Linked DNA regions of Homo sapiens: region 2 is linked to region 1. Evidence: chromatin contacts called from ENCODE Hi-C data. All regions are on one chromosome and are shown on one strand. Each heading gives the region's core, a stretch centred on a gene start or an enhancer-like site at or near the end of the contact. The rest is flanking DNA. Distances are from core to core; before and after follow the strand shown.

The links. Hi-C counts contacts between places; a loop is a spot of excess contacts on that map. Pooled maps may share reads with other maps.
Region 2: a loop to region 1 is called in a pooled map, with 15 times the contacts of the local background. The contact joins the promoter of INSC here to the promoter of FAR1 in region 1. A Hi-C loop is called at or near these places in 2 of 37 single-sample maps with no recorded cell type and 5 of 50 pooled maps.

The regions. Positions count from the first base shown.
Region 1 is chr11:13,665,333-13,671,493 of GRCh38, forward strand. FAR1 (fatty acyl-CoA reductase 1) reads left to right here and starts at 3,336. Exons shown (of 12, transcript NM_032228.6): 1 at 3,336-3,474. RefSeq lists silencers at 2,886-3,375, 3,486-3,765 and an enhancer at 3,846-3,895.
Region 2 is chr11:15,111,589-15,117,749 of GRCh38, forward strand. INSC (INSC spindle orientation adaptor protein) reads left to right here and starts at 3,335. Exons shown (of 13, transcript NM_001042536.3): 1 at 3,335-3,415. RefSeq lists enhancers at 1,808-1,857, 2,509-3,042.

The DNA of each region.
Region 1 (6,161 bases), core at 2,086-4,585:
GGCTCACACCTGTAATCCCAGCACTTTGGGAGGCCAAGGCGGGCAGATCAGAGGGTCAAGAGATTGAGACCACCCTGGCCAACATGGTGAAACCCCATCTTCACTAAAAGTACAAAAAAAAATTAGCTGGGTGTGGTGGTGCGCACCTGTAGTCCCAGCTACTCGGGAGGCTGAGGCAGGAGAATGGCGTGAACCGGAGAGGCAGAGCTTGCAGGGAGCCGAGATTGCACCACTGCACTCCAGCTTGGGCGACAGTACGAGACTCCTTCTCAAAAAAAAGACTCTGTACTACTTATTGTGAGGGATACAAAGATGTATAATGACAAGACATAATGACTTGGTCTGGTTTTGGAAGAGGCAAATGAAGCATAAGTAGAAAGATAATGGGGCTTGCCATCAAATCTATCTAGATTTTAATCCTACTTCTGCCACCTAACAGCTATGTGTCTTTAGACAAGTTACTTGCCTCACTGAGCCTCAAGTTTGTCTTCTACAGAATTTAGATGAATAGATGAATACTTGCATAGGGCTGCTGTGAGGATAAAGTGAAGACTTCATCAGAACTATACTGAATAAGACATTTCCACAAAAAAAGTGTTAGAAAATGACACATGCCAGAAGAAAACTGTTTCCTCAGAGCAGTATTTGCATAAAAATGCTTGAACTTGTTTTTTGTTTCTAAAAATGTTATGAAATTCTGAGAGTCATAATAGCCACGTTATGGCCAATATGCCAACCACGTTAAGGGTAGCATATTCGTTTTGGTCTTTATTCCTATATATTTTCTCAATGATATATAGTATCTCCCTTTAGGCTAGAAACTATAATGGTACATTTTTGGCTTGGTGTAATTTACCTTCATTTAAAAGATATTGTTTCTATAGCATGGATCAAAAAGATGTAGAGTTGTTTCATGTTTGAATAAAATTATAATGCAGTTGATACCAATATATGGCGCCCAATTTTCAGGGATCTTGCTGAATAAAGATGGGAAAGGCAGATGAATGAATGATTGATGTCATTACATTTTTCTAGTTTAAACTCTGGTGCAAAATCTTTCACTGCCTTTTATTACTCACTTTTTGTAGATTTATTAATTCTCTGAATTCATTTAAGAATGATAGTATATTATGGAAGATTCGAGTCATACAACATGCCTTACCCATGAAATTGTACCATCTTGGAGAGTGATCCATTGTTTTTTAAAGTCTTCCTCCAGAAAGCACTCTGTCCATTTGTGGGGGTCTGCCGGAGGCACACATTTCATACACATTGACTTGAATCAAATGAGATCCCTTTGTGCTCTCAAGTGTACGGCTATTTTTGAGAATCATTTATTAAGTGATTACTTAATAATTACATCATATTTTCCTCAGAACTAAGCATTACTTTGCTTTTGTACTTATATCAATTTTTAAAATTAAGACATATGCACAAACAACAAAAAGTTTATGAAGTATTTTCTGGAAATAGTGTCTATTTCCTATAGTGATATTACCCTATCAGTATACTGATAAACCTTAGCAGTGGTTAACTTAGCTACACATGTTCTAACATGCTCCTGAATCCCCCATGCTGGGTTACATCCTCTTTCTAGGTATTCCCTCATCCTGTATTACACTGGCATTGTTTATGTCTGTCTCTCCATTAAACCCTATGTTCTGTGGAATACTGTCATATCCAAGTTTATATGCCTAGTGTAGTGACAAGCACTTTAAATAAAGGCATTTACCTGATTTAAACAACTTAATGACTAAATTAATAAATATGAATACTGTAATCTTTGTTTTGTTGCTTGTGTTCTTTTACAGATTAGAATTTGGTCCATAGTTCTTACGTTTGTTTTGGGAGAATATTTTGACCCACTTCTAAGAAGTGTTTCACCTGATCCTGGCTATTTATGACTATGGCTATTGGACTGGATGGGTTCCAGGCATACACTGTCTTGCCTAAAGTAGCGGAATGCGACATCCCTGAGGGTAAGCAAGTGTGTTAGCTTTGTGTTCTGTGCCCTCCTCCAGAAATGACAGTACTTGCTGCAAGACTGTGAGCTCATCGAGGCAGAAGCCATGGCATTCAAATTAGTTTCCTGAGCCAGAACTTAACATCTGCCACAAAGTAGGCAGTTCAGTGAGCTTTTGTAGTTTCCAACTGGATGCAGCACTATGACTGCTTTTAGCTACTAACAGGGCCAGGCACTGAAACAAGCTCTAAATCCCCACAGAAAAATCACTCTGAGCCATCCATCCCTAAATACCAACCTGTGCATGCTATTCACCGTGCCAAGAGCGTTCACTCATTTTTGCTTCTCACAAATCTTTTTTTTTCTTCCTATGGCTTGCATGTTTTGAATGACAGCTAAATCCTAATGCGGACTGTTTATACAATGGAGTCCCACGGAGCCCAAAGATTGTGGTAATATTATTACAGAATTCTCATGATCCTTTTATTATTTTTTAAAAATGAGCCGTATGAATGTGGTAATACTATTAAGTGTCCGGCTCGATGAATTCCTCCATGTGTACACAGCCCGGAACGACCACCAGGATCAAGACGCAATGTTTCCAGCTTTCCATAGGTTCCCTCGTGCCCCACCCCTCAGAAGTAAACGTTATTCTAACTCCTATCACTACCGGTAAGTTTTGTAGGGAATTATTTTGGAGGAAGTGGAAGGTGGAATGAATGGGCCCACAGTCCCCTGGGACTGGGCGAGACCCGTGGAGGCTCCAGGGGTCCGTAGAGCTCTTCGCTCTCACCGACCCGGGCCACACCCGCCAAGCTGGTAGTTCTCCGAACGGATCCCTCACGCCCAGCAATGGCCGGAGGGCCCCCGGGCCCCACCATAATAGCGCTAAGCACGCCACAATGGCAGCCCCGCTGTCTCCCGCGCGGGCCTCGCTGCGTGCTCCCAACCTTGGGAGTTGGCGCCCCTCCCGCGCGACGGACAGCCGGGCGTGGCCCTGGGCGCGACCCGACAGGACGCCAGCAGCCGGCGGGGGCGCTCCAGGACTCGAGATGTGGGGCGCGGGCCCATTGGCTGAGCATTCCCCCGCGAGCCTCCCGGCCGCAGGGCCCACCTCCCGGCCCTCTCTCCGCGCCCCCATTGGCCGTTCGCGTTCCGCGGGCGTCCGCTCCCGCCCCACTCCCGCCCGGAGGGAAACCGGGTTGGGGGTGAGAGGCTAAAGCAGGGAGGAGGATGACTGGTCCTGCGGATAAGGGTGTGCGCGAGAGCCAATCAAAAGCGGATGTCGAAAAGAGGCGCCGCTCCAGCCAGTCACGTCGCGAGGTGCGGTCGGGGCCGGCTGACGCGACTGCGGGCCTCAGCCAATGGGCGTGCCACTGCCCGTCCGCTCTTCAGCAGCCGGTCGCGGGCGGTGGAAAAGCGAGTGAAGAGAGCGCGACGGCGGCGGCGGCGGCGGCGCAGCTATTGCTGGACGGCCAGTGGGAGAGCGAGGCCTGAGCCTCTGCGTCTAGGTGAGAAGGGGGTGCGCCAGCGGGAGCGGCCGGGCTGCGGGCTCCTCCTCGCCTGGCTCGGGAAGTGGTTGCGGGAGCTCGGGCTGCAGGCCTGGCCGAGGCGGGGGCGCCGACCAGCCGTCCCGCCCCCGCCCCCGCCCGGGTACGCCCAGAAGTGAGGGCGCCCGCCTCACCCCGGGTGGTCTCTGCCCCTCTTTGCCCCGCCGCCGCCCTTCACAGGGCCGGGACCGCGTGGGGGACGTACGGTGGGGCCTGGTTTGCAGCCGCGGAGCCCGGGGAGCCGCCTGGGGTGGGAGGCCGCTAGAGGTGGCGAAGGTGGGGCGGGGTGGTTAGCCGAGCAGCGGGCTCCGCGTGCTCGCGGGAGGGTAGCGGCAAAGGGAGGCCTAGTGATTGCAGGATTCCGGGTCTGGGGAGGAAGAAAGTGGTGGGAAATAGGTGATGCTCAGAAAAGGGTGCTGAGGGAGAAGGCGCGGGGCCGGGGAGTGTGGTTGGCCTATTAGAAGTAAGGATTGATAGGGCCTGGGTGGAGATCAGCTGGGAGTGAAGGGGGGACGGGCTTGGGTTTTGAAGGTGAAGGTCTCTGGAGAACTGGGGACACGTGGATCTGGAGTAAGAGGCACCTACTGAAACCGGAAGGTGGCTGAGAAGGTTTTATGTGAGGTGTGGACGGGAGGCTATTGGACTAGAAGGCATTAGTTGGTCTGTTAGGACAAAGTATACAAGCAGCAAACGCGGTAGATTTATGTGTGGTAGGTGAAGGCTGTGAATCTTTTATGAGTAGTTGAGCAAGAACAGTTGTCTGATTCTGCGGTGTCGGAGAGTGGAGGGTCTCAGGTAGTGTCTTGGTCAGGTTTGAAGGTTAATTTACTGCTAGTGGAGGGCCAAATACTCAAAAGAGTTTTTAATTCTCACTACTGGGGCTGATCCTCCTCCTACACTCCACCCCTCCTGCCATCCCTGTGACAGTTCATCTCGTTTTGCCTCAGCAGCACAAGAACTCACTCCCTCCGAAGTAATGGCATACATATTGTTTGCTTTTGACTAGATGGCAGTCAGGAATCCCTTAATTCTTTATGTTAAAAAAAAAAGTGTTGGTTTAAAGACAACATCAGAAGATACTCTCAGAAAATCTGCCCTCCAGGGGAGTTTCTCAGCTGTCATGTTGGGCATGTGTAATATAGCATAAAAATGATGCAAGATCTCTTACAGTAATACAAGTGAGAATTAACGTATAAGTACAATCCTGATGTATTTTTTTCAAATTAATTTAAAAAGTAAACAGAGACAGGGTTTGCTGTCGCCCAGGCTGGAGTGCAGTGGCGAGATCATAGCTCGTTCCAGCCTCAAACTCCTCGGCCCAAGAGATCTTTCCACCGTGGCCTCTCAAAGGCTTGGGATTACAGGGGTGAGCCACCCCACCCAGGCCCTGTTATTCCATACATTTTCCATAAAATTATTTTATAATTTTTGTTTTGTTTTGTTTTTATTTTATAAATTTGTGTGTGTGTGTCTCGCTTTGTTGCCCAGGCTGGAGTGCAGTGACGCGATCTTGGCTCGCTGCAACCTCCACCTCCCAGGTTCAAGTGATCAGCTCTTGCCTCAGCCTCTCGAGTAGTTGGGACTACAGAGACATGCCCCACCGCACCGGCTAATTTTTGTATTTTTAGTAGAGGCGGGGTTTCACCATATTGGCCAGGCTGGTCTCGAACCCCTGACTTCAAGAGATCCATCCGCCTCGGCCTCCCAAAGTGCTGGGATTACAGGCGTTAGCTGCCGCGCCGGCCAAAATTATTCCATAAATTTATCCATAAAAATTCCACATAAATTTTCTGGAGTTTGATTATGTATTAGGCTTGTTGGGAAATTTATTACCCTTGTGAAGAATTTTGTAGCTAAGTAGCTTGAGGGTTTTTTTTTTTTTTTCACTCAGGAAAGACATGGTATGTATGCATCACTGCTATTCTATTTGAAGCTTTTGGAATTTTTATTTATGGGGTGTGGATAGAGGCTGGAGGCAGAGACTGAGGTCAGAGAAGAGGTAGTAGAAAAGAAGGTGGCCCACTACCATATTTCCAGTGTATTTAAATGGGAGATAGAGTTTCTGTTTGAGGATAGGACAAAAGGTTTGTGAAGAGTTATAGAGTCAAGGACAGAAGCCAAAGAGAGCATTTGCTGTGTAACATGTTTGCTTGTTAACCAGATCAGCAAAGCATTTTAACTAATGGACCATTATTTATGATCTAGAAACAATTTTGTGAAAGCGATTTCTTAGTGATGCTGTTTACTGTGATCACATTTGCCCTTAGTATAACAATACCTAAGTGCTGAGGCGACTTGCAGTAGAGAAGTAATCTGAGTGGCGTGGAGTGAATCAGGGAAGGTTTCCTGAAAGAGGTGAGTTTTGAGCCATCATGTGAACTAGAAGTTGGGATGTGGGTTATTACAAGACATGAGGATGACATTCCAGTAGTTTGTACTTGGTATAAGCAACTGTGGACAAGAGTGACAAATTAAAAATGGTTTTTAAGGATGATTGAAGATTCGAATGAAGATTTAGGGGTTTGGAAATCAACCAAGGCTATGTTGCAGCTTAGCTGATAAATAATTTTTTATGTTGGTTAGGAGAGAAAATTAACAGTTGATAATGGATTGGAGATAGGTAGTAAAGGAAAGAGCATAAAATATTT
Region 2 (6,161 bases), core at 2,085-4,584, 1.4 Mb after region 1:
AGCATGTGCATGTGTCTTTACCTGTGTGTCTTTCTGTGCATCCATAAGGATTCCCATGTGTATTTGTGTAGAGTCTCCATCTCACCAGCTGTGAGGCCACAGACAGGTGATTTAAACCACCTGGCCTCCCTTTTCTGTGTCTGTATTATGGGGATAATAATAACTTTTATAAAAGGTTACTATGGCAGCAAAATGAAACATGCACATAAGCTTCTTAGCACAGTTCCTGGTGCTCATGTGTTAGGCTGTTATTATCAATGTCTTGGGTAAGTTACTTACTGAGGCCCTCCCTGGGCCTCAGTTTCTTCATGTGTAAAATAGGGATAATACCAGAACCTAGTACTGTTCTAAGGATTAGAGCAATTGATACCTATGAAGTTCTCGTATATGCAATAAATGTTAATGATTAGAATGTATATTATCTTTGTGTCTGGATGTGTCTGGATGAGAATATCTGAGTTTGTAAATGTCTCTGAGCATGTCTTGCTGCTGGTGTGTGTATACACACATGTATATATGTGTTTAGGTGTGTTTATATAGCCAGACAGGCCCAGTCTCTCTGGTGGAGTTTGCTGTTGGCCCAAGCCTGGACTCCCTGAGCCAGCTAGGGCCGGCGCCGGGGATGGAATTTCCATTAAGAATTAAGCAGGACAGCACAGCATTGAGAAGTCAGGCAGACAGAGGGGAGGGGGTCGAGGGGGAGGAAGCTTCAACTCTGAGCTCCCTTGGGCAGCCTCAGTACTGAACTGCCTTGGACAAGCTTTGCCTTGAGTCACAGGCCTTCTCAGGGCCATGGCCCAGAAGGGTGGGCAAAGGGAAAGAAGCTGTTCACAGGGGCCTCTGTAAGGAGACTTGGAGTCGCTGCAGCCAAGGCTGGAGCCATGAGACGGCCCCCTGGCAATGGAGAGGCGGCCAGCGAAGGTCCAGGTGGCTGGGGTCTATGGGGAGTCCAGGAGTCCAGGAGGCTGTGCTGTGCCGTATGTATCTGGGAAGGTGGATGTGAGTGTGTGTGTGTGTGTGTGTGTGTGTGTGTGTGTGTGTGTGTGTGTATTGGGAAGTGGGGGGGGGGCATTTATGCCAAGTGCCTCCAGGGAACATCTAACAAACCAAGTCTGTTCCTCTCTTACCCTGAAACCCAGACACAGAGTTTGGGCCTGGAAATAAAAGAACTTTGAGGCTTTTTTGCTAACATCGATCTGTTTATGATCTAAGCCTCATTCTATTTCTAGCATATAATAAAATATCTTAGTTTTCCAGGTGCTTTACATCCTTGACCTCACTTCATACTTTCAACAACCTCATGAGCTGGGCAGAGATTTTTATGTTCCCCAATGTACATATGGGAAAACTGATGCTCAGAGAGGTTAAGTGATTTGTCCAAGGACTCATCACTAGAAAGTAGTAGAGGCAGGATGCAAAACAGGTTTCTTTGAGGAAGAATTGGAGACTTCTTTCCTTCCCTTCCTTTCCTTCCCTCTCTTCCCTCCCTTCCTTTCTTCCTTCCTTCCTCTTTCTTTCTTTTCTCTCTCTCTCTTTCTTTCTTTCTTTCTTTCTTTCTGTCTCTCTCTCTCTCTCTTTCTTTTTTGATGCAATCTCACTCTGTTGCCAGGCTGATGTGCAGTGGCACAATCTTGGCTCACTGGCTCACTGCAACCTCCGACTCATTGGTTCAAGCTATTCTCTTGCCTCAGCCTCCTGAGTAGCTGGGGTAACAGGCACATGACAACTCGCCCAGTTAATTTTTGTATTATTAGTAGAGATGGGGTTTCACCATGTCGGCCAGGATGGACTTAATCTCCGGACTTTGTGATCTATCCACCTTGGCCTCCCAAAGAGCTGGGATTACAGGCGTGAGCCACCACTCCCGGCTGAGACTATTCTTATCATACCACCTGCCCTACCGGAAACAGACTCAGAGAGAAGATTCTGCAAACAGTCTGTAAGACTGTGGTTTCAGTGGTAATGCCCAGCCAGGCGGCACCAAGCCCTGTCCCCAGCCCTAGACAGCACTTGTTGAAACAGGAACTGAGGCCCCTCTCAGGGAACTTGGGGAGTAGAATCAGGCTGTTCTGGATGACTGGAGGGTAGAGTTGAAGCTGGCTTGTCTGAGAGGAATGATTTGGCCACCTTCTGAGCCCTGGGCCCCCAGAGAGCTGAGGAGGAGAGTTAATATCAGAGAGCTACTGTGTGTGTTCGAGTCCAGGGAGCAGCAGTTAGCTTCAGCCAGAGCCTGAAAAAAGAAATAGAGATTATTAGCATTAAGGAAGAGAAGGCTGCAGTGGGACCTCGGCGTGGTCGTTTTGTCATGGGGACTGAGTTGAGCTCCTTCTCCCTGAATACATATTGTGAGCAAATTGACATAGTTTGCATGTGAGAGATTTAGGTTAGATGTCAAGGAGATCTTTCTGTCAGTAAGAGAGTTCAAGCTTTGGAACAGGGCTCAAGGGAGACCAGGGGCTGCCTTTGCTTGAGGACCTCCAAGAATAGGTCAAGATTCTCTGGGCTCTGGGAGCCTCATAGCAAGATGGCGGAGGCGGGGGAGGGGGAGTTGTATGAAATGATCTGGAAGCTTTCTTCCAGGTCAAAAATGCCACATTCCCGAGCTTTTGGGTAGGAATCAAGTTCCTCTAGATTTAGCTATTTGACAGAGTCCAGGACGGGGGTGGGGGGTGGGGGGTGGGGTCTGATCTTATGTGCCGAAGTTAGAAGGAGTTTCTGCAACAACCCCTCGTCATTTTTGGCAGGTCCAAGATGTGGAGGGTGACTTAGGTGTGTGTGAGCAAGGTTCCAGAGGGAAGCACCTGCGGTGAATAAACCGTCTCATTCTAGGCGTTTGGGGTCTATCAAAGCTGGGTGGCTTCCTCCTTCCTAGCAAGTGAACTGCACCCAAATCCCTCCTTGTTTTGTTTCAGCTCCAAGGGAAACGATCGCGGCACATTCCCTTCCCCTCTCCAGATGTTGGCATGCGGGGCACCTTGTGGGCGACCCCGCCTGGACGGCTTCGCGGCTCCCGGGCGATCACCCTGGTGCCTGCCGCCTGGCCCGGGGGAGCCCGGTCTCTAATTAGGCCTGACCGCGTCCCCATTCCAGCGCTCCTGCAGATGGGAGGGAGGGCCATGTTTCCCCCCCCAGGGGCACCGAAATAGCCTCGTAGTCCCGCGGAGACAGCAGGCAGCCGTGGCTGACGCGGGACCAAGGCTTGGCAGGGAGCGCGCTGCTGTGGAAGGTCCTTGGGAGGCTGCGACCGCCTCGGAGAGGGCGGGCGGGGGAGAACGGGGCGGGGGGTGGGGCGGGGGCCAGGGGCGGCCTCTCGGGCTGGGCCGGCAGAGCGGCCACTTTGCGCGCGGCCTCTGGAGCTCCAGCTGCGCCCCGCCACCACTGGCCGCTCGCACTACCAGCCTGTCTCGCACGCTAAGTAAGTAGACAGCTCCCCTAGCTGGATTCAGGGGGCTGGTGATGCCTCTGCTAGCCTAGTTGGGAACAGTGCAGGTTTGTCACTAATTGGATAGTAGGTGTAAGTGTGTCAGTGGGAGTGCTTGTGAAGGGGAGCTTGCGCCAGTGTGAGGGAGTGTGTCTGGATGGGATGTCCACATGTGGAATTTTCTAGCATGTGCCCCAGGGTGCGAGTGTGGGTGAACGAGTGTGTCAGAGTGTGTGGTGGCCTGGAGTGGGCCACAGGTATTTGCCTGTGTGGCACCTGCTGCCCTGGGTGCACTGTGTCTGTACCTGTGGAAATGCCTGTGTGTGTGGCAGGAAGGCCCCCAGGTGGGCTGAGCCAGTCCACATGTGGATGAGTGGATGTGCCAGTGTGAACCCAGGAAGGCAGAAATTGGGGCTAGGGAGTGTTATCTGAACTCAGGCTTTCTAAGGTGACCTGACTTGTCCCAGCTGGGGTGTCTTCTCTGTGGGTCATTCAGCTTTGGTTTCTCAGGGCTTGGAGAAGGACAGAAGCTCAGAGCCCTCACACAACACTGGAGTGAATGTGGCTCTGACTAACCCCATCTGGCTAGACCAGGGTCAGGGAGACAGCTTGGGAGACCCCACTCTTAAACCAGGAGAAGAGACAGGAGGCCAGGGGATGAGTGGACCATATGGCCATGGCCACCCACAAACACTCGCAGTGCACCCACGCTTACATGCTCAGCATACACACATTCCTGTCCATGTGCACCAGTCTTGCACACACTCTTCTCAGGATAGCCATGCAACCATTCACACTTTCAACATGTATACCTGTGGACAACGACATGTATGCAACATGCACCCACTTTGTTCAATGCATATGCGCAAATGTATCCCTGGTGTGGCCCCACCCTCAGCCGCTAGCCTCCTCCCACTTTTGCCCCTTTTAATCTATATATTATACCTCTGACAATGGGTCCAAGAAACTGGCCTCAGTGGGGAATATTTTAAGTCAGGGACTTTGGCTGTGGGGGTCAGGGCAGATGGTGATGTGGTGCCTTTGAGGGGTTCCATTGAATCTGAAACTGAGGCTGTCCATGGAGCTCAGCCAGAGAGCATCTTGTCCCTTTAGCTCTGGGACTTAGAAGCACTGTTCGCCCTTTTAGAAGTGAAAACTTCCAAACACTGCCTTTGGAAGGCAAGCCAGGTCAGGCTGGGATCTGACATGGAGCTCAGCATATATAATTTGCTCCATGCTGTAGTTTATACTCTGGATTACACTTGCTGCAGAGAAGCAGTGACCTTTCTGGGTTGGGTCCCAAGGCAACCATTTGGCAGGGAGGACAGTGAATTGAGCTGGGTTGATTCTTTCTCTTCTTTGGTTTCGTTCAACCCTACTTTGAGTCTCCCTCCCACAGGCTGGTGGAGGGATGGCATTTGCTCTGCTCCTTTCCTTTCTTCCAGTGGTTATCTTTTTTTCTGGACAGAATCTTCTCCATGACCTCCTCCCCCTGGTGACCACTGGGCACACACTATACAGCGCTTGGAAGAGTAGGTGCCCTAAAATACCAGCTGAGTGGTGGTGTTATTCTTCTTAGTAGAGCTTCTAGACCTGTCCCATCCTGGCTATTCTCTTCTGAATACTTCAGTGAGGTACCCAGACTAAATGTGCTCTTTCAGCTGGGAAGTTAGAAAGATGGTATTGAGCTTCCTTCCTTCCCTTCCTTTCTTCCTTCCTTCTCTTTCTCTCTTTTCCTTCCTTCCTTCCTTCCATTCTTTCTTTTTTTCTTCCTTCCTTTCTTTTCTTTTCTTTCTTTTCTTTCTTTCTTTCTTTCTTTCTTTCTTTCTTTCTTTCTTTCTCTCTCTCTCTCTCTCTCTCTCTCTCTCCCCCTCCCTCCCTCCCTCCCTCCCTCCCTCCCTCCCTCCCTCCCTCCTTCCTTCCTTCCTTCCTTCCTTCTTTCCTTCCTTCTTTGATGGAGTCTTGCTCTATCGCCCAGGCTGGAGTGCAGTGGCATGATCTCAGCTCATTGCAACCTCTGCCCCCCGGATTCAAGCGATTCTCCTGCCTCAGCCCCTGAGTAGCTGGGATTATAGACCCCCACCACCATGCCCAGCTAATTTTTGTATTTTTAGTAGAGATGGGGTTTTTCCATGTTGGTCAGGCTGGTCTTGAACTCCTGACCTCAGGTGATCTGCCTGCCTAGGCCTCCGATACTGCTGGGATAACAGGTGTGAGCCACCATGCCTGGCCTGAGTTTCTTCTTTCTTAGTGTTTATGGTTTAGTCTAAGGGGTGACTAAGCTCTCACCCACCAACTCCTCTAATATGCAGGAGAGCAAGTTGGGTTCAACCATTTTTTGAGGGGAATGCTGGGATCTAGCTTCTCTTTGGCCTGATCCTACACCTGACCCTTGGGAATGGTTAAAAAAGGGCAGGCTATGGTCAGTCCAGCAGAATAAAGGTGGCAGGGGAAGGAATTATTTTCCCATTGTGCTTCCCTTGTCACTCTGCTTGCTGGGAAGCTCTTAGTCCATCATATGGCTCTGTTGTAATAACTATGTTAGTTGGAACCATTGCTTTGACTTCTAATTTCTGCTTTATCAACTTTATAGAATACATATTTTTAACTGTAAACTTCCACATCCTTTGTTGAAGGAAATCAGAACAAATAAATGAAAAACCAGCAATTAAGCATTCTATTGGTCTCTGGGGATGGGAATCACACTGGATTTTCCTGGGACATCCTCAATTTCAAATAT